Regions from separate parts of the Homo sapiens genome. Here region 1 is linked to region 2. Evidence: read pairs that join two places in POLR2A ChIA-PET (ENCODE). Cell type or tissue: Panc1. All regions are shown on one strand. Links, peaks and the distances in the headings refer to the core of each region. The heading gives the core; the rest is flanking DNA. Region 1 holds the start of LOC105371985 (a long non-coding RNA gene). Region 2 has its middle 220 kb from the start of LINC01254.

Evidence for each region. ChIA-PET counts read pairs that join two places held together with the same protein. Peaks named below come from ENCODE experiments on the same cell type or tissue, not always from the same donor. Only the 100,000 strongest peaks of a DNase experiment are listed, where the experiment ranks them.
Region 1: POLR2A ChIA-PET joins it to region 2 with 10 read pairs; 2 of 35 experiments call an interaction of 5 or more read pairs at or near these places.

Annotation. Positions count from the first base shown.
Region 1 is chr18:10,319,687-10,330,879 of GRCh38, reverse strand. It overlaps LOC105371985 (a long non-coding RNA gene), which reads left to right and starts at 7,550. Exons shown (of 4, transcript XR_001753346.2): 1 at 7,550-7,774; 2 at 8,495-8,732. In Panc1, for the core only: no CTCF peak of the experiment used is centred there; no DNase peak of the experiment used is centred there; H3K27me3 peaks cover 1,683 bases.
Region 2 is chr18:10,183,799-10,194,991 of GRCh38, reverse strand. No RefSeq gene overlaps it. Among named protein-coding and RNA genes, the nearest start is that of LINC01254, 220 kb to the left of the region's middle. In Panc1, for the core only: no CTCF peak of the experiment used is centred there; no DNase peak of the experiment used is centred there.

The DNA.
Region 1 (11,193 bases), core at 1,037-9,036, 140 kb before region 2:
AGATATATATACACTTCCAAAGCAGGAGTGGACTGAGTCAAAATCTGTCGAAGGCGAAAGAAACTTTGGCAATTATTGAGTGAAGTGATTTTCAAAGCATGTGGCAGAAGTAACTTCTTTTTGGAAGTGGAAGCTCAACGCCTCTGGCAGGAGCAGGGGCAGCTTTGCTAGGGGCAGGGGAAGGCAAGTGTAGACTCCACCTGTTCACCCTCCCTTCTTTCTCCCAGCCTCTCACCTTTCCCAACCCTCCCATTGTCAGGAACAAAGCCTAAAGCTGACTTCGCAGATAAGGAAACTGAACTGAAGGGCAGAAACCAAGTGAAGAGAATCCTGGCAGGCCCATCAGCGGCATAGGCAGGGCCAGAAACACAGACTCAGCCTTGCAGAACTACATTGAGATGCAGGTGATGTCATTTTCTTTTAGGGTTAAGTTCGTTTATCACCTGTGAGGAGTTTGCCTCATGAAAGAGCAACAGATGGGTGAACAGTATAGAGGCCAGGTTACTCTGTGTCTTTTGTAATTGATGACAAATCTAAACTGCTACACGGGGCGACAAGAGCAAAACCAGAGGCGTCCCAATGAGGAAACGTAGAATGATAGGTTTTATTTTTTGCTGAAAACCATGCGATATGAAAAATATTATTTTTTAAACTAAAATCCAGGTTTTTAACAAGCATTTATCCTACACTTTTTGCTGTAGTGCTGTACTAGATACTAGGCATGCTTTGGAGAATCAAACAGACACAGCCTCCACGCACAGAGGTGCATAATTCAGCGGGAAGACAGACAAGAAATAGAGCTAACAACTTAGACTTTTTTTTTTTTTTTGAGACGGAGTCTCACTCTGTCGCCAGGCTGGAGTGCAGTGGCGTGATCTCAGCTCACTGCAACCTCCGCCTCCTGGGTTCAAGCAATTCTCCTGCCTCAGCCTCCCAAGTAGCTGGGACTACAGGCGAGCACCACCACGCCCGGCTAATTTTTGTACTTTTAGTAGAGATGGGGTTTCACCATGTTGGCCAGAATGGTCTCTAACTCTTGACCTCATGATCTGCCCGCCTTGGCCTCCCAAAGTGCTGGGATTGCAGGTGTGAGCCACCGTGCCCGGCCACAACTTAGACTTTTTAATGTGCTGTGTACGAGTTCATTTACCACTCACAACAACTCTACGAAGATGTTCCTCTCATTATCTGGGGGATGGGGCTGGCTGCAGAGCCCAGGCAGCCTGCTACAGGGTAATTGCTTGAACACAATGAGGGCGGCCCCATAATTATGACAGTGCCACCAAGGCCAGGGCAGGAAGCGAGGCACTCACTCGTTGTCTCTGCACCTCAACTACCAATATTTTTATTTTTGCCTATTTGTTTAGTTGTCTCCACACATGCCCTTCTGATGTTTACATAGTAGCAAAAATTGTATACACATAATGGACTGTATTATCCATAGCCTGCTCACCAAAGCCCCACTGGATATCTGTGACAGGCCCTACTAATCCCCACAAACTAATCCTAAAATAGCCAAAGCCTTATTAGTATGGCCTTCCAAGAGTACTCACTGGATGGATGACTCACCCCAGCTTCAGACTCAGCCCTCAGTATCATAAGATGAACAGTCTTCTCTCTCCTGAACTTGAGGTTTGGTCTCTGAAGCCCCCTGGGGCCAGATGAACTGGAGGCTTATGGGATGGGGTCGGGGGGTGGGGAGAGTACATCTCAGTGGTTGAAAATGAGTAATGTCAGTTTAAATTACTTTTACCAATGCTGCTGTCCGTCGGAAACATCGGCAGTTCTCTTGCTGGTCCCTCTTTCCCCTGAGCTGGAAGGTGGAGGCCTCTGCAGAGTCTGGTTTCTCCATCAGTTCAACTTCTGTCTTGAAACTGCCTCTCAAAAATTCTCCCAGTAGTACCATACTCACTCATTATGCTTTTTTGCTATGGATTTATTCTGCTCTTATAAACCTCACTTATTGCCATGGAATTTGGGCTGGAAGGAAAGGCAAACATATGCTCAAGCTTCACCTTGAACTTGAGCTCCTTGCGGATTTAAAAATTTTGTGCCATCACCTTTTCAGTTGCCACTGCTTCCTTCCATCACATCTTTTTTTTTTTTTTTTTTTTTTTTTTTTTTTTTTGAGACAGAGTGTCTCACACTGTTGCCCAGGCTTGAGTGCAATGGCACGATCTTGGCTCACTGCAACCTCTGCCCCCCAGGTTCAAACAATTCTCCTACCTTAGCCTCCCAAGTAGCTGGGATTATAGGTGCCCGCCACCATGCCCAGCTAATTTTTTGTATTTTTAATAGAGACAGGATTTCACCATGTTGGCCAGGCTGGTCTCGAACTCCTGACGTCAGGTGATCCGCCTGCCTTGGCTTCTTCCCAAAGTGCTGGGATTACAGACATGAGCCACCGTGCCCTGCTCCATCTCATCTTATATTTCAGCCTTTATCACTGTCTTCATGAAGTTCATGCTTCATTGAGATTTATTGAGAACATAATCTAATGTTTTTGAAAACTTTCTTGTATTTCTTGTGGTAAGGTGCTTCTTTTATATTTATTTATTTATTTATTTATTTATTTATTTTGAGTCAGGGTCTTGCTATGTAAACCAGGCTGGTCTTGAACTCCTGGACTCAAGCTATCCTCTCACCTCGGCCTCCCGAAGTGCTGGGATTACAGGTGTGAGCCACTGCACCCAGCTGATGCTTCTTCTGAATAGGACTTTTCTTTTCCTGTGGCTAGAAGTGTTTCATTGGCTTTGTTTTTTTCCCGTCTTGATTGAGGCAAGATCTATCCAGATACTCACAGATGGGACAGGTGACATCCTTGCATGCTAATGAATAGCCTAGTTTCTAGTGCTATTAGGGGGTTTCCTTTTCTTTGTAAAATTTTATAAATAATTTGTTAGGCAGTTGGGAGAGTAAATGAGATATATGCTTAAACACAGAATGATCAAAGGAACAGTCAACACAGATGACTAGACTCTCAAATGTCCTCAGTGAATCTTCTGCTGTGAAGGTCACAATCTTTAGAACTGATTTGGGGTTTTAATTTTGCACTCTGTTCTTTATTTCTGGCCCCACTGGCATCTATTGTAGGTTTACTTGCCCCTTTTTTCTCGACAAAATGTTAAAATACTTTTGAGAGTCTCCTTAAGATGATATGATTTCCATGAGAGTTTATTTCTAGGAAGATTGTGAACGTGGCTCACAAACCTTGCTTCCGGCTAAAAGACAGGGTTTTTTAAGGTGAAAATAATCAATATTCCCAACTCTTAAGACACACCAAAAATTCTTGGAGGAAAAATAGAGAATAATTTAAACCAGAGTGAATGAAGCTAATACTGATTGAAATCCAGAAAATGGGAATTCCAGCATTTTCTGTAGTCATGGTAAAATGCATTTTAACAGTCTGAATCCAGCCTTGATTGTCATCTAAGGGCAATGGAAGTAGTATTTCCAGCTCTGATCCACTGTATAGAAATGCAGACGACAAATGCATGTTGGAATTGGATGGTGGTGTGGTCCTTATGGGAAACATAGCTTGATTCACACGATCATTCGAATTCAATAGTTTTTCACAAAATCACAGAACTTTATTCTCTCATTTTACAGATAAACAGACTGAGGCCAACAAAGGTGAAGACAGTTGCCTAAATAACACAGCTTATTTGCAGAAGAGCTAACAAGCGTTGAGTCGATACTATTTTAGCTATATTGTGTGACTTTTTGTACCAGAGAACTTACAAAAATCATCAGGGCCAGATGGCCTGCAAGATATTGGATCATTAGGACATAAAAATTAGGTAGAATCAAGGTAAGCAGACATTTTCATCAAATTAACTTTTAATAAAAAATTAAAGGACTTTTAAGGTTGAGGAGAAATAAATATTCTCAATAGATTTTCAGAAAAATACGAGCTAAAATGTTGATTTAAGTAACTATTAAGTATTTGATGCTTTAAATTTTTCTGAAAAGAGATCAGGCTTTTATGGCCTAAATTCTTTGTTCAGAACAAATTAATCCGTGTAGTTGGGCTAAACACTTTACCTCTTGGTTATCAGCTTGATCTTTTGTAAAATGAGTGCTAAAGAGATGAGTAGTTTTCCATAGCCATGTTTTGCCATTCTACAAAACTTTATTGTTGACCATTGTTATGGGTCAAAATGGGTTCCCCTCCCCTCAAAATTCATACATTTCATTCTGAGTCGGTAGCTCAGAATGAAAGAGGTAATTATGTTAAAAGGAGGCCATTAGAGTGGATCATAATCTGGTATCACTGGTGTCCTTATAAGGGGAGGGATTAAGTATCAGAAAATGCATAAAAGAAAGACCACATGAGGGTAAGCAAGAAGACAGCCATCTAAAGCCAAGGAAAGAGGCCTCAGAAGAAACCAACCCTGCTGGAACCTTGATCTTGAACTTCTGGCTTCCAGAATGGTAGGAAAACAAAAATCTGTTGTTTAAGCACCTGGTGTGCAGCACATTGTTATGGCAGCCCTAGGAAACCAAAACAACTGTAAACTGAAAACAGCTATCATTTATTGTGTGCTGACTAGGTAAGACTGTACACATATTTCATTTAATCCTCTCACCATCTTCATGAAGTAGGTGCCATTACACACTCACTTCTCATATTAGGAGAGGGAGGTTTATCAGAATTCATCAGAACTCAGCTCAGCGCCGTGGCTCACGCCTGTAATCCCAGCACTTCGAGAGGCCAAGGCAGGCAGAACACCTGAGTTCGAGACCAGCCTGGCCAACGTGGTGAAACCCCGTCTCTACTAAAAATACAAAAAAAGTACCCAGGTGTGGTGGCAGGCAGAGGTTGCAGAGAGCGAGATCATGCCATTGCACTCCAGCCTGAGCAACAAGAACAAAACTCCATCTCAAAAAAAAAAAAAAAAAGAATGAAAACCACCACTATTCATACATTCCATATTGATTCAAAAACACTAAACATTCTAAAATATAAAAATGATTAGTCTGGTAGATGATAAGCTAATTGGTATCTTAAGCATAGCCCTTACATTCTGTTTTTGGTTTGTTGATTATAATATGAAAGTAGAATTAATATGAGGCTATTCAATCACTTCTCAGGTACCTGGTTTGACATATTTAATCTATAATTACATACATTTATTATCAAAATATCTGTATAGAAAATGTATTGAACTGTTTCTGGGTGGGCTGGTGAATATGATTGGCAGATGATCTAGTGTAAGAAATAGAATTAAACAAACTGGCAAGGCCAGATTGACATGCACACATTAGTTTGGTCATTGCCAACACTGTGCAGCATCCATCCCTCACAAATGCTTTCACGCTTAACTAAAGTTCTTGTATAATCTGTACAAGTGTATATTTTATTAAGGGCAATACATGACATAAAAATGTAACACTTCTCTTTAAAAAGAGAATAAGAATGCATTTATTACTTAATGTTGAATAAAGTTTGTTTACTTGGAAAGAAGATTTTTCAAAAGATTATTAGTTTATAGTCTTAAATGGACAATTCTTTAATATTTGGCTAAATATTCTTGGAAGAATGAATTGCAAAACTCCCATAGATGTGTCTTTTACTTAAGCTGAATCTTCAAGGAATGATGACTTGTCTTCAATTTTGGAGTTAAACTCACATATTTAAGAAAGTTAAAATGTTTTGAAATGCACAAAAAAAGTTCACTATGAGACGTCTCTTTGATTTTTCAAATTGCCGATATCACTGCACTTCAACAAAAATACTTTTCCTATGCCTGTAATTCCAGCACTCTGGGAGGCCGAAGCAGGTGAATCACTTGAGGTCAGGAGTTCGGGACCAGCCTAGCCAATATAGTGAAACCCTGTCTCTACTAAAAATACAAAAATTAGCCAGGTATGGTGGTGCGTGCCTGTAGTCCCAGCTATTCAGGAGGCTGAGGTGGAAGGATTGCTTGAACCCGGGAGGTGGAGGTTTGTAGTGAGCTGAGATCACGCCATTGCACTCCAGCCTGGGCAACACAGCGAGACTCCATCACAAAAAAAAAAAAAAAAGCAGCACAAATAATTTTCTGAATGCTTCAAAGTAATTTTTAAATTACTATTTCATAAGGGCTCTGGTTTGAAAATATGAAAATTATGAATCCATTCACAGATCATAAAACAATCATTGGAAAAACATTGAAGAAAAATAATTTAAGAATTATCACTAGAGGTAGTATTACAGTTAATTTTTAATTTAATTACAGTAATGCAGTTTTTCTTGAATGTCAAATCCAAGAAATTTTTTGTTACCTAACGAGGCAGCACATGCTATAGTCACATACTTAGCTAGAAAAATGTATGAGAAAGAATGAACATTTATCATTTATTACATTCTCCTAACGATGTTCACTATTAAACATTTTTGCAACTTTAAATATACATACAAATGTGTATTTACTTTTATTTTGCTGATAAAATAAAATGTTTTCACTTTCTTCTATTTTTGAAATTGTTTTATATATATATAACTGTATATAAAAGTGTTTATTTTCTTCTTTTTGAAGCTTATTATGACAATCCAATATGTGAAAGTCTACAGCAGAGAATTTAGAAATTTTAACTGTTTGTAACTGAATTTGTGCTAAGAGACACCATGCTAAAACTAAGGGGTTTTCATCACTAATATTTTATAACAGGTCCAAGAGCCAAATACAGCTAAATGTAAATTTTGTGCACTTGAGTTAGCCTAAGATACAGCAGAAACTAATCAGCTGGAAATGGTTTTTAGTATGACATAAATCAATTTTTATACAGCACTATTAAAAATTTCATTTTAAAATACTGATAATAGAAAAACCTCAATGTGATTACTGAAAAGTTAAGAGTAAATATTTTAAAAAGCATATCACTGGAAATTGTTCAAATCAATTTTATGTGCTTTACTCTTACAAATTTACTACCAGTAAAACAATGTCTTCTCTTGTCTTAATTACTGATTAACAGAGTTAGAAATTATGTTATCACACTTATTTCTTCAAAGAAAGAGAGTAGACAGAATAAACAGCAAAATGATGCTACACAGTTTCCTACAGTGAGGTGGGGAGAAAATTACCTTCTGGAACACAATGGTTAAAGATGTTAACATCCCCCTACTTTTTTTTTTTTTTGACACATATGATTCAAGCTTATGTAAAGTGGACCGACTTCTCCTCATTTACTTATCTACAGAACGTCGGTGCTCACCCAGTATGAGGATCATACGAATTGGTGGTTGGAAAAGCATTGAAATGTCACTGACTTTGACTGTCAGATGTGTGGGGTCAGGCAGGCATGTGTTTCTCGGATGCTCATTGTAGCTCTTGCTTATCCATTTTTATTAACTGATCCAGGTGGGTGTATAATGCTACAGGTAATGAACCCAGTGAACTCAAGATCTGCCTCCTCCAAGTGTGGTCAAATTCAATAATTTAGGATTAAGACAATTATTTATAATTAAAATCCCGAAGTAAACATTTACTAAGCACCTCCTAAATTCAGAACTGACACCTGTTGTTCGGGTGGCCAGTCAGGGTCTTCGAAGCAATTCACACACCACATTCCATGTTCTTCAGTGACTCACAAGGAAGTTGGCATTATTGTGTGTGGAACAGCAGCAGAGCTTACTAACATTCTCAGCTACAAAACAAAAAATAACGAACCAGAGACTTCAGCTCAGTTCTTGTGATTGGAGTTGTGTTTCCTCCAGAGTGACGAGCATGGTATAAGACGCCTCGCCCTGCACCCCATCACGGCTCTCCCCAGACAGCCCTGACAGAGGGTAGGTACAACAAACACACATTGCTCAGTCGCTGCCGTCACCTCTCCAAGCTTCTGTTCCATTCTCCACTCTCACATTATCCACTGTCATGAAACAAAAGGAGAAAAAGAAGAGAAAAACTACGTTCAAAATGTTTATTGTTACCATGATCATTACTGTTGTTATTTATTATACTGGTTTATTTTAGAAGGAAAATAATTTGGGTTTAGAGGTGCTTAGAGGTGGATTGTGGGAATTTATAGTGTAGTCGTGGGACTATAAGGATGAAGGAACCATTGCCCTTAAAAAAAATTAGGAACTTGGTTGGTTCGTTACAGTATTCATTGACATGAAAACATCCAGAAACTTACAGTCAGCAAGTGTGTATGTGAGTCACAACTCACATAATACTCATGTGAGTTGTGGTCAGAGACTAGCATCCCACGGGCCCTGGAACCAGACACACCTGGGTTTGATTTCTGACCACAGCTTATCACTATCTGCTCTTTGGCAGATGGCTTAACCAAGCTAACCTCTATTTTTCAGATCTGTGGAATGGGGATAATAATAGGACCTATCTGACAGGGTGGTTGGGATCATTGACTGAAATAACACATGAAAGAACTTAGCACAGTGCCTAGCAGGCAGTAAGTACTCAGGAAATGTCAGCTGCTGTCAAACTTTCTAGGAACAGAAAAGCAGAGCTGTATCTAATATAGCTTAAACTGGTATGCTCTGCAGGACAGGGAGGAGTCTCATTTTGCATCAAGAGCTTTCCATGGGTCATGTTATTTCACCCTGCACGATGCTGTGTGGTCTCATCACCACTGAACACACAAGACCCTGAGACTCTGAGAGGTAGACACTGCACTCTACAGCTGCGATTCACACCTGGATCTGCTGGCTCAAGGTCTGCACTCTTTCCACTGCACCACAGTAACCCACATGAATCAGCAATGAAAAGGCAAGACGGAGTAAGGTGAGGCCAATGGCGATGGGGAGCGCAATGGGATTTCGAGAAGGGGGCTCGTGTGAGCTGGGGCAGTCAGGAAGGGGGCCTGGCCCTCAGCTGAGTGGAAAAGGGCAAAAGGATTTGTTTAGACTAAGGGGAAGGGTGCACATTCTGGAAAGGTCAATTCCACCCCCTCAACCTTAGTCAAGACAGGATTTTATGCTCACCAGAGGCCAAGTCCTTCTTTGTCAGTTGATGTACCAACAGTCCTGGCTATGAGCTTGCTGCACAGTTCTCATCAGGACCAGAAAGGGGGCCTGGGTCAGCCTGTCCCTCTGGGGCCATCCATCACAGCTGCTTCTTACCCAGACTGGGGAAGCCCGGGACAACCTCTGAGTCCTGGTACCTGCAGCCAGGCTGTGACAGCATTTATCAGAGGGCTAGGGGCAGCCTGGTCCCTGCAGCTCTTGTATGCCTGCTGGGGAGGGCAGGACTGGCGGTAGAGAAGATGGGATCCAGCTGGGGTCTGCTGGCCTCAAAATGGTCTCAAGTAGTGAATGCAGGGGCTCCCACAGGACTAGAGCTTTGCATTTCTGGTTCTTCATCCAGTTCTGAAGCTTAGACATAGTGGATATAAAAATAATCTGGGGAGCTTGCTCACAATGCAGGTATTCCTGGCCTCACCCCAACTATTTTAATTTCAGGTAATTTGGGTGGGGTTCAGGAATCTTCATTTAAGAAAAATACCTCCAGTGACAGACAGATGGCCATCAACCACAATTTGAGGAAAAAAAAGCCTCAAGTTCATGCTATTGAGCTCAACCTTTGGGAAAAAATTCTTCTATCCTGTGTGAAAGAAAATGGTGTTTTTCTAAGTCCCAAGAAAACATCCTAAAGGGATGCAAGGAAGGATTCGATGGGCATTCCTTCCAAGGCATGAAAGGAGAGCGGATGGCTGTGTCTTGTACTCAGCCGCCCTCCACAGAGCCTGTGGCAGACCCGGGAATGTCCATGTGTCTCAGAGCTGAAGTGAGGTGCATAGGCCAAGTTCAAACCAGTGCCGCCTCCTTGCAGGGTGGTCAGAAAACACATGGACATTTGTCAAGAACTCTGGAGTAGCCCATGTCTGTGGTTACACAATGAAACATTCTTCCCCAGCAGCAACCCCCAGAAGGCTTCCAATATTTCGCGCCCACACACTGAACATGAAATAGTGATTCATGGTAAGAGGATGTGCATAGAAAAAGCTTAGAAGTGACCCCTTCTTATTTTGCAAATAACAAAAGGAAACACTCCTTTAGATCCCGTGTAATTCAGAAGCCGATTGGGTGGCGTGTGGGCTTTCAGAGAGAATGAAGACAGACATCTGGCAAGGACTTTTCTTGGTCATAATGACTTGCTTCTCATTCTGCTTCCGATGGCCTCCAAGAGGATGCAGTTATGGGGAGAAATGGGACGCAGGAGATCTGGGGTCAGGGGAATGTGGATCACAGGGGTGTGTCCAGATCCCTGGACCTGCCACGTTTGTGATCTCGGAAACATGATTCCATCTCTCCAGGTTTGTATTTCTCCATGTATGATTAATGGTGCCTCTACTGACATGTGGGCGTGATGATCATAAGATGATCAAAAAATGGTTATTGAGGCCAAAACTCTCAGCATCGTCGTGGACGCTTACACTGCACATCTGATCCATCGCAATACCTGCAGCTCTACTTGCCTTCTTGCGTCTCACCATTCCTCACCCTTGCCCCACTGCCACCCTGGCCAGAGGCTATCACTTCCCACCTGGGCTGTTGCAATGGCTTCCAAACTGGTCTCAAAGCTCCTCCCCTGGCACTTCAATCCAGATTCTTCCCCATCCAGTCAGAGCATGGCGCTCCTCTGCTGTTGCTCTACTCTGCCTTGCTTCTGCCCTCGGACTTGGTAGAATCTGCCTTACCTACAGAGCTATAAGGTCTTGCAAGTTTGATCTGCCTACATCCTCACCCATAGACAACTACCCTCCTCTCCTCCCACTTCCCCTCTTGCTTGCTTCTCTCAGCTCCCTGGCCTCTCTGCTAACCTTGGAAGGGACCAGACAAAGTTCTAGCTCAGCCCATTTGCACTTCCTGTCCCTTCTGCCTATGTCACTTTTTCTTTCTGATATCAGCATAGCTTATTCTCTCACCTTCTCAGTAAGCAATTTCCTGCCACCCTATTTAAAATCGTACACCACCCTTTACTCCATACCCTCTTTCCTGCATTTTTCTTTTGAACATAGCAGTTATCACCATCTATCATACTGTAAATATGACATGTCCATCTTGTTAGTTGCCTGTTACCTACCACATGATGACAAACCTGGCACATATTTATTGAAGGAACAAATAAACTATAATGATCAATTCAACTTCAAGTTGGCTAACTCATCAGCAAACATCTGTGGAATCCTTTAAGTAGAAGGATTTTGGAGAAGTGATTATTGTAAGTTGTTATGTTTTAGGTA
Region 2 (11,193 bases), core at 1,726-9,725:
GCACTGACATCTGCGTAATAGCAGAGGGTATCAGTGAGGAGAGGAGAGAAAGACAACTTCCCCCAGCCCAGTGGTGCAAGGACCACTAAACTGGAAGGGAGGGGCAGCTGCTACTTTCCCTGCAGAGAGGACAACTGGCCGACTGTAGTCCTCAGAACATGTGGAGCAAACTGCAAACTGCACGGATTTGCCTCTGGGGGCAGGCTGAGCATGTGACTGATCTGAAAGCTTTAGAGGGGAGGAACCATCGAGATGATGTGGACAAAGTTGCATGCTCCTAGATGCTGGTAAGAGGATCCCAGGTAAGGAGATGCCAGTCTGGGTTGAGATCCTCTGGGCTGGCCTGGACTAGTGGCTACTTCAGAAGAAGCAATCCACTCTATGTAACAGAAGGAAAAGAACTGGAAAAAGAGAAAGGCAAGCAGGATGGCCAATGCTGTCAGCCAGCTTCTCCTCTTGGCTGCTACCCCAACTCTAACAAAATCTATTGTAAATTTCTCCATGGCCTCTAAAGATTTTTTTTTATTATTATACTTTAAGTTATAGGGTACATGTGCACAAAGTGCAGGTTTGTTACATATGTACACATGTGCCATGTTGGTGTGCTGCACCTATTAACTCGTCATTTACATTAGGTATACTCCTAATGCTATCCCTCCCCCCTCTCCCCACCCCACAACAGGCATGGCCTCTAAAGATTTTGAATTATATTTTCAATAATGATAGTAGCTGACATTCATGGTACATTTACTAGGTCAGGCCCTGTACTAAATGCTTCATATATTTATCCTAATAACAGCTTGAGAGGGAACTCCTAACTTATGATTATTTCTGTTTTACAGATGAGGAAAGTGAGGCTTGCAGAGATCATGTAACCTCCTCAAGGTCATGTAACCTCCTCGAGGTCATGTAACCACCTCGAGGTCATGTAACCTCCTCGAGGTCATGTAACCACCTCGAGGTCATGTAACCTCCTCAAGGTCATGTAACCACCTCAAGGTCATGAAGCTCAGGAGATGCCAAGTTGACTTTGACTGCAGAATCTTTAATCACTAGACCCCTCATCACTAGATTATTCCAGTAATGATATCATCCTTATTCAGATTTGGACACTGAGCACCAGGCTGTGAACTACAGATAATATCACCTAAACTTCTGAATCTAGCCTTCTGGAAGTGAGAAGCAATTAGCAAATCAAAAGGAGCTGAGGCATCTGGGAAAGCAATTTGGAAGTTATGACAAGGCAACATCTGTGAAACACAAATTACAATTCTTTAGATTCTCCTGTGGGAGGATGTAACCATTGTGGCAGCATGAAGAGTCTCACCTAATGACACAGAGCCACAAGAAAATTAATCGGAATAAGAACAATTTTTCCTAATAGGGAAACCTTTTAGGTTTCTGGACACTTCTTCCAACGTCAGGTTATGGAAAGCTCATTAGCTGAGTCACTTAGGATAGAATGAGACAAAATGTTCACAAACATCCAGGAGCAATCTTCTCACATCGGACAAAATGACCTAACTGATCTTCTCATCTCCAATTGTAATGAATCTCTTCATTTTCCACACAAAACTCCCCCATCCGTTCATCATCATTTCCTCTCTTTTGAATTCATAAAAATATGAAACTAGAATATTATGATTCCCCAGAAAATTAAAATATTGCTCTGTCACCCAGGCTGGAGTGCAAAGGCGCCATCTCAGCTCACTGAAACTTCCGCCTCCTGGGTTCAAGTGATTCTCCCGCCTCAGCCTCTCGAGTAGCTGAGATTACAGGCGTGCACCAGCATGCCAGGCTAATTTTTGTATTTTTGTAGAGATGGGGTTTCACCATGTTGACCAGGCCAGTCGTGAACTCCTGACCTCAGGTGATCCGCCCGCCTTGGCCTCCCAAAGTGCTGGGATTACAGGCATGAGCCACTGTGCCCAGCCAAGAAGCAATTTTTAAAATTCAAATGCATGTAAAAACAATTTTAAGGACATATTCTTAATGGTGTAGCAAAGTGAAAAATAAAATGCCTTATGGAGAACAATCGTCCACTAAGATGCCTACCTGTCATTTATAAAGATCCAGGGCAACAAAATGAAACAGAGTTTCCTCTTCCTGTTGCCACAGATAGTGTAGAAATAGCTTGGAGCTGGCAGTCTCATGGTAATAAGCCAATAATACTAACTGCTGTCTATTTAGTACCTACCACATGCCATCCAGGCCTCACAGCAACCTGTGAGGCAGGTGTTACTAAACTGGAAACAGACAGGACACGGTTCAGAGGTCTCAGGGCTGGGCCAGGGGGCAGGATCAGGGCCTGGGTCTGGCTCTGGAGCCAAGAGCTTGAGCTTCACATCACAGCCTCCCATCCAGGGCAGCAGGCTCTGGGACAGCCACACAAAGAGTGAAGTCTGCATGTTTCCTGGGGCTGCCGTAAGAAGTTACCACAAACTAGATGGCTTAAAACAACCCCAATGTATTCTCTGCTAGTTCTGCAGGACAGAAGTCCAGAGCCAAGGTGTGGCAGGCTGCTTCGTTCTGGTGGCTCCGAGGGAGTCTGCTCCTGCTTCTGGTGGCTTCTGGCATCCTTGGCAGTCCTTGAGCAAGCCTGGCTTGTTGTCGCCTCACTCTAATCTCTGCTTCTGTCTCCACGTGGCCTTCTCTCTCTGCGTTGATGTCTTATCCCCTCCCTTTTCTCTCAGAAGGACACCCTAAATCTACAATCATCTCATTCCAAGATCCTGAACTTAATTACACCTGCAAAGACCCTACTTCCAGATAAGGTCACGGGTCCCAGGGGTTAGGAGACAGACATATTTCTTTGTGGGGCACTATTGAGCCATGACAGGCTCCCTCTCTACTGAGAAGTTCAGTAACTTATCCTGAGCCACACTGGGCTTCCAGGTAGGATTTCAGCAGGATTCACACTGTGGCTTTTACCAACAAGTGCGTTCCCCCTTGTCTCCTCTCTCTGAGACTACAGCCTCAGTGGTACTGAGAGGTGTGAAGCCAGCTGGACTTCCTGGGTCGAGTGGGGCTTGGAAAACTTTTCTGTCTTACAAGAGGATTGTAAAATGCACCAATCAGCACTCTGTAGCTAGCAAGGGGGTTGTAAAATGCACCAATCAACACTCTGTAAAATGCACCAATCAGTGCTCTGTAAAATGCAACAATCAGTGCTCTGTAAAACGCACCAATCAGCAGGATCCTAAAAGTAACCAATCGCAGGAAGGATTGAAAAACGGGCACTCTGACAGGGCAGAAATGGAACATGGGCAGGGACAAATAAAGGAATAAAAGCTGGCCACCCACCAGCCAGCAGCAGCAACCCAGTGGGGTACCCTTCCAGGCTGTAGAAGCTTTGTTCTTTTGGTCTTCACAATAAAATTTACTACTACTATGGGTCCGTGCCATCTTTAAGAGCTGTAACACTCACCGAGAAGCAGCTTCAGTCTTGAAGTCAGCGAGACCAGGAACCCACCGTCAGGAACCAACTCTGGACGCAGTACCACAATGCAGGCCAGGCGAGAAACAGCATGGTGGGCTAGCCTGCTGAGGCTGATGTAACGGCGCCACATCCCGCGCAGCTTAAGCAACAGAAAAGTACTTCTCAATTCTGGAGGCTGAGGTTGGAGATCAAGGCGTTGGCAGAGCTGGTTTCTCCTGAGGGCTCCTTGGCTTGCAGATGGCCGTCTCCTCCCTGTGTCCTCCCATGGTCTTTCCTCTGTGTGTGTCTCTGTCTAGTAAGGTCGCCAGTCCTATCTGATTAGGGCTCACCCATGGACCTCATTTTAACTTAATTAGCTCTTCAAAGGCCCTAGCTCCAAAACAGCCACATCCTGAGGTATGAGGGGTTAGAACTTTATCACATGAATGGGGGGTCAGAGGCACCATTCAGCTCCAAACAAGCAGTGGAAGACTTGGAACCAGGAGCGAGCAAGCACTGGGAAAGGGAATCCAGGCAGCATCCCTCAGAGGGAGTGGTGGGTAGACTTGTGGAGCGGAGTTATCACAAGGAAGAACCACTTTCTCCCATAGAAAGCATGGCAGACACTGAGTGTGTTCCATACAACTCCTTTTGAGGGAAAACCACAGGGCCACTCTCCTGCCATTGCAAATCCCTATATAATGTGACAGAGGCCCATGCAGACTCTCAGGGAGTGCAGCTCCCCTGGGAAAGGGTCATTTGCGGAATCAAGAGGAGCTATTCCAGCTCTTCTGTGGTAAGATGAATCAGAAGTCAGTTATTTCCCTTGCCTTGTCCACACCTACAGAAACTAAATTAATTTAGATGCATTTCTTTCGGGGGTTCCTGTCTTCTGTGAACCTGAGTGTAATTAATGCTTCACATTGCATAGTTCTTTGCTCCTGACCACTCATTGTCGTTTGCATTGCCTCCCTTTGTTGATATTCAGAACCACACTGCGATCCTGGTGTTACTTCTCTTATCCAGATTTTACAAATGGATCAGTTAGGAGAAACTACTCATTCAGTTGTTCACTTAGTAAGTGGCACAGGTGAGATTTGAACCCAGGGCTTCTAACTCTTTCTGTCACATGACACAGACTTGCACAAGGCATGTAGGCTGAAAGCTAGAAACCTCTGAAACGTGTGTGCCCGACCTCGCTTCCCCTTGTTCTCCATGGGCGGTCCCACTCGGAGGCCATTCTATATCTGGTTCCAGGAGGCAGCCTGAGCCCACAAGCGGACATCCATAGCCCTGGTCCCACAGTCTTGATGGGTGTGGATGGAGACAGGGTTGGCAACCTTGGGTTAAAGGGGCAAGGGTGAGTCATCAGTGCCTGTGTCCCTGAGAACACCCATTCTCAGCTGCCCCCGTCCCCAGTGTCCACCTGGCCTGTAGTGATGTCATCCACAGGACACAACTCTGCCCATGTTCCCTCTCTTGTACTTCTACCAGCCCTGAGCCCATCTGAGGCTGTGTTCTCTGTCCAGGCCCCAGAGGCCTTGCTTCATTGTCAGTCTCGGCACCTAAGGAAAAGCCTCTTGCCAGTCTCTTCCTGCTCCCCATCAGCCCCTCACTGCTGAAGCCCATCAGGCCTCCAAGCCCACTGGAGGCTGCACAGACAGCCCCCCATTCAGAGCTCTGCTCCAGTGTCCCCTCTTCAGAGAGGACCCCGGAGCAGCCCAGCTAGCATTCCTCCCCAACTTCCTCTCCGGCCCCTCTGCTCAGCCACAAAGCCACTCTAATTATAGGACCTTCTTACGGCACTAATCACTGCATGGAATTATTTGATTTAGGTTTTCTCTTGGTTTGCTAGCATCTGGAACTCCAGTGTGACAGCAGGCCTGGCTTACACATCAGTGTCAAGAAGTGCACGTGTGAATAAGTCCACAGCACTAGCCCTCTGGACGCTGGCACAGCCTGGGCCCCGGTCACAGTCTCATTTGGTAGAGAAACTCACAGTCAGCCTGTTGGGAGCCTGCTTGTGAGACTCACTTAGTATGATTCCAATAAGGATGGATAGAAATGGACCTCTGTGCCATTGAGACTCTTGTCATCAGGCCTATTTGATTTGAGTCTCGTCGTCTCGGGATTGTTTTTTCTTTCCTACAGCCAGCTCCTGGTAACGTGATGAAGGCAGACCCTGACACAGGACAAATCAGGCATCGGAAACTTTTCTGGCCACTGGAATTCCCCTTCTTTCTTCCCCTCCTCCTACCTTCCTCTAATCATCTCTCCTTCTCCCTTTGGACAATGAAACTTGTACATCCAGACTTGTTTAATTTGCACCAAGTAAATACACAGGTTCTATTAGCCAAATTGAGCATTTGTCAAACATCCAGAATCTCTTTCCCAATGAGATGTCCCTGGGCCAGAATGAGCTGGGCTTTAAGGCTGGCCAAATGGGGCCATTAACTCTGGTGTTGTCGTGGCAACCTACCCCTCTCCTAGAGGAAGATAGAGGGACAGAGGATGGGGAGAGGGGAAAGAAGGGAGGGTGGGCATCTGGGTGATGACTTATTGGGGCAAAATTCCCATTTTCTCCCAATGATTGTGGAGTCCATACTTAATCATTGCCCTAGGAACTTTGCCCAGTATCAAAGCCAAGCTCTTTACCTTGGTGGATTTAAATGTTTAAAGTGCATTTCCTTGTAGCTGGGGTTCAGAGAGAACATCAGAGTCCAAGGCTTTATTGCCCCCTACCTTAAGTTTTCATTTTTTGCTGTGGTCTTATTTGGTTTGGGGATCAGGGTTATACCGGCTTTGTAGAATGAGTCTGGAAGAATTCTAACTCTTTCAATTTTTTGGAAGAGTTTGAGAAGAATTGGTATTAGTTCTTTAAACATTTGGTGGAATTCAGCAGTGAAGCTGTTTGGTCCTGGGATTTTCTTTGTTGAGAGACTTTTTGTTATTGATTCAACTTTGTTACTGGTTATTGGTCTGCTGAGGTTTTCTATTTATTCTTAGTTCAGTCTTGGTAGGTTGTATGTATCCAAGGATTTATCCATTTTTTTTTTTTTTTATGAGACAGAGTCTCACTCTGTCGCCGAGGCTAGGCTGGGGTGCAGTGGCGTGATCTCAGCTCACTGCAAGCTCCACCTCCCGGGTTCACGCCATTCTTCTGCCTCAGCCTCCTGAGTAGCTGGGACTACAGGCACCTGCCACCACGCCCGGCTAATTTTTTTGTATGTTTTTAGTAGAGATGGGGTTTCACCGTGTTAGCCAGGACGGTCTTGATCTCCTGACCTCGTGATCTGCCTGCCTCGGCCTCCCAAAGTGCTGGGATTACAGGCATGAGCCACTGTGCCTGGCTGAATTTATCCATTTCTAATAGGTTTTCAAATTTACTGGAGTATAGTTGTTTATAATAGTGTCTAATGATCCTTTGTATTCCCATGGTATCAGTCATGACATCTCCTTTTTCATTTCTGATTTTATTTATTTGAATCTGAGAAGAAGTTATTTCTAATATCTTTAACTATCAGTTGAGGGCTCTGGAGATCCACCAAACATGGTCATGAGAGAGGGTTATTGGGAGATACTGGTCACCAAAACTTGGCGTCACCCCTCGCACACACACACACACACCCCACACACAATCCACTGATGACAGCTAAGAGTCCCCAAGCGTAATCTTAGCCCCACTCTGTCCTCACTTGGACAAAGTACTGGTGCTAACATAGTGGAAATGCTTTTTCTCAGGTGTGAAAACACAAGCAGCTACTGTGTGGATTCACTTGATCAGGTATTGCCTTCTGGTAGGAGTCCAAGAGCTTTGATGCGAGAGCCAGCCTGTTCACACCCTGACTTCGTCACCAGCCAGCTCGGCCACACTGGGTCAACTGCTGAGCTCTCTAGGCCACAGGGGTGGTGATCGTGCCCACCTGATAGTTAATGCACACTAGCCACAGGCTTCCATCAGGAAAGAGTTTAGAACAATGCCCAGGCCACAGTAAACACTGTCTAAGAGCCAGACATTATTCTTAAAAGGCCAGCATGTATGAGAAAAATCTTATACAGTATTATATCACAGGTTTCTTGATGTCCTATTTTTGAATCTTTTTGATGCCTCTTTATTGAACACTAAGTGCTCTAAGAATAAATCATAAACAAGCCAGACTGTGTCCTCAGAAACTCACATTCTAGAAGGGGGGAGAATAAGTAAGCAGTGACGTAAATTCTGCAACAAGGGCGAGCTTGGGGCACTTCATTCCACATAGGCAATGTCCCTAATTCAGCCTTAGAGGGCCAGAGACAGCTTCCCTACAGGAGCTGAGTCCTACAGGTACATCCACAGTTTCTACACCTTTTCTCACCTATCAAATGCAGCAGCTTTTGTGTGCAATGGGATTATAGTTACAGGTAAAAGGGAAGCTCATAGATTTTCCATGTTTAGGACAGCATGCTTCTGACATTTAATGCTCTAATAACTTGAAGGCCAGACTGCTATTAATGTAGAGTCTCAGAGACTGTTGGGTTGTAGTAGAAAGAAATTGGAATGTAAGTCAAGAGACTTGGCCTTCAGTGTTTGCTGTCTACTGTTAAATTTGGTTAGCCTAAAGCTGCCTCCTTATATATTTTAAATTCAGCCTAACATTTCTCCATATATAGTGAACTGTAACCTAACTGCATGTGTAAACAGGTGTAACGTGCTCTTGTAACAAGGAGCCAAGTCTCAGCCAATGATAGAAGCCAGACTTCAATCATTCACAGGTCGCCAACTATTTAAACCACATTCAAATAAGGCAAACACCAAGCTGTAACCAATCTAGCTGTTTCCATACCCTACTTCCATTTTCTGCACATTACTTTCCTCTTTCGGTCCATAAATCCTTTCCAACCACACAGCACTGCCAGAGTCTCCCAAACCTATTCTAATTAGTTGGGTGGGGCTGGAAGAGGGGGTAACAAGGGGTGTGCTGCCTGACTTGTGAATCATTCATTATTCAATTAAACTCTGTTAAATTTAATTTGTCTAACAAATGGTGTCAGAAGTGAGACTTGAAAGTTAACTTCCAGTGACCCCCAGGAGCATTGAGCGACCAAGTGAGGTACTCAGCAGACCCACTGTGCTCACTGCCTTCTCACAGAAGCTAGGAATCATGGGTAAGTTCTCTCTCAGGTTCTGAGGTTCCATGGATTTGTGTTTTCAGCTCTTTGAGTTTGAACAAATTTTTTATTCAAACTGGGCTGAAAAGTCCCAATAAAAACTGGACTGAGTCCAGGATGGGATAGATCTGATAATTAACTGGCTTAGATCCATGTAGAAGCCTCAGATGTCCAACTGGGCCAGACAGAAACTGGCAGTGAATAATAAAATTGGGGTGGGGGGGCTTTCACGGGGGTGTTTGTGTTCTATTTCCCACCCCTATTTTTTTCTTGCATGGTGAGGTAGAGAAAAATCACTGGCTAAGTTAATAAAGGTGATCTGAGAGCCAAAGCCAAAATTCAATGTAAAATGAGATCTTTAAATTCTAAAAAACAAAACACCCCCCTTCCATCTACAACTACCCACACATATATAAGCATTAGACCCCCCAAAACCAGAAACACTTACAAAAAAGACAAAATCTTACTAAAAATAATGTAAAATTAGAATGCAATATTCCAAATAAACAATACTACACATTAAAAAATACATTTAAAAATAAGGGTTCTTAAATTAGACTGATCCAAAAATGTTTACTAATGTGTAGAAGCTTCTAAAATTTTTTCAATATTTTTATTGCCTCTTTCAAAAGACTATAAAAAACAAATTAAAATCTTAATTGACTAATTAATTTAGAAACTTAAATCTGCTAGCCTTTTGGCTTAATTACTATCCTTCTATAAAGGCTTTTTAAAAGGCTATTCTAGATAAAATATTTATAAAAGATAGACCCTCAGGTAGAACAGGCATACTTATTTTTCGGAGCTGTCCATACTGAGTCCAGACGTAGAAAATATTTTCTTTGCCCTATTCTTTAATGAGCTCCACCTTAAGCTCAATAATTTTAGCTAAAAAATAATAACTAAGTTAAAAAGACCACCTATTAAACTAAATCTGCCTCCAAAATACAGCTTACAACATTAAGGTGGCCATTTTCAAACCCTTTTTTAAAAAAATTCACATCTATAAAAAAATTCAGTTATAAAGATATCTGCCTCTCTGCATCAAAAAGAGAGGAAGAAATGAGTAACTAAAACCTCTTACTGTTAGTTTAAGTTTACATAACTAGTCTTACTTTTACTTGAGGTATTTTTCCTTGACATATTGTCTTACCTGGGCCTTTACCTATACTCTCATTCCTTAATTTGAACAAATTATAATACAATATTTGAGCCTAACATCTCAGCTCTGTACTTTTGAGATAAACATTTTCTGTCTTTGTATTTGGCTGTTCTTACATTCTTATAAAGGAATATCTGAGGCTTTCATTCCTATAAAGGCATAATTTATAAAGAAAGAAAGTTGAATTGGTTCACACTTCTGCAGAATGTACAAGCATGGCACCACTATCTGCTCAGCTTCTGGTGAGGGCTTCAGGAAGCTGACAGTCATGGAGGAAGGTGAAGGGGGATGCCAGCATATCACATAGTGAGAGAGAGAGAGAGAGCAAGAGAGAAGGGGAAGTCCCAGATTTTTTTTTTTTGAACAACCAAATCTCATGTGAACTAACTAAGCAAGAACTCACTTATCACCAACGGGATGGTGCCAAACCATTCATAAGGGTTCGACCCCCAGGATCCAATCACCTCCCACCAAGCCCCACCTCCGACATTAAAAATCACCACACTTCAACATGAGATTTAGAGGGAACAAACATCTAAACCACATCAACTTTGTTTCACTTAAGAGTCATTCCTTTAAAAATACAAATTTAGGGTTGCTTGCTAACAAATACTCAAGATGATAAAATGTATAAGGATGTATAGTCTAAACAGAAAAAAAAACTATTGGCCAGTGTGGTGGCTCATGGCTGTAATCCCAGCACTTTGGGAGGCCAAGAAGGGCGGATCATGAAGTCAGGCGTTCAAGACCAGCCTGGACAACATGGTGAAACCCCACCTCTACTAAAAATACAAAAATTAGCCAGGTGTGGTGGTGGGCGCCTGTAATCACAGCTACTTAGGAGGCTGAGGCAGGAGAATCACTTGAACCCAGGAGACAGAGGTTACAGTGAGCCAAAATCACATCACTGCACTCCAGCCTGGGTGACGGAGCAAGACTCTGTCTCAAAAAAAAAAAAAAAAAAGAAGAAAAGAAAAAGAAAAAAAGGAAAAAAAACTATTTAAAAGACAACAAATAAAAATTCTCTATAAAAGCTATAAGATCTGATTCTGCCTAAGTATTTATCTTATGGGTGTGTGTGTGTGTGTGTGTGTGTGTATGACAGTTATATCACATTTATATATACTTGGTAAATAAAGCTAATTTAAAATTTTAAGTAAGTTTAAAATTCTAATAAAATAAAAACGGCTTCAAATTTGTCAGTTAAATATAATAAAAATATTTTTGCCTGGTTCTATGGGTTAAACAGATTTATACTGTCCCCTCTACATATTTTAAGGCAATAAAATTGCTGCTTCTATAATATTGTTAATGCTTAATTTGTTCACTAAAGAAAAAGACTGGCTGCTAGACTCCCCAAAGCCTTACACACATCTTACTGTGAGCTTGTCTTTAGTTTGAGGTTATAAATTCTAGGCTCTAGACAGGTGGCCATAATGAGGCCTGGAGACATGTCCTTGGCACC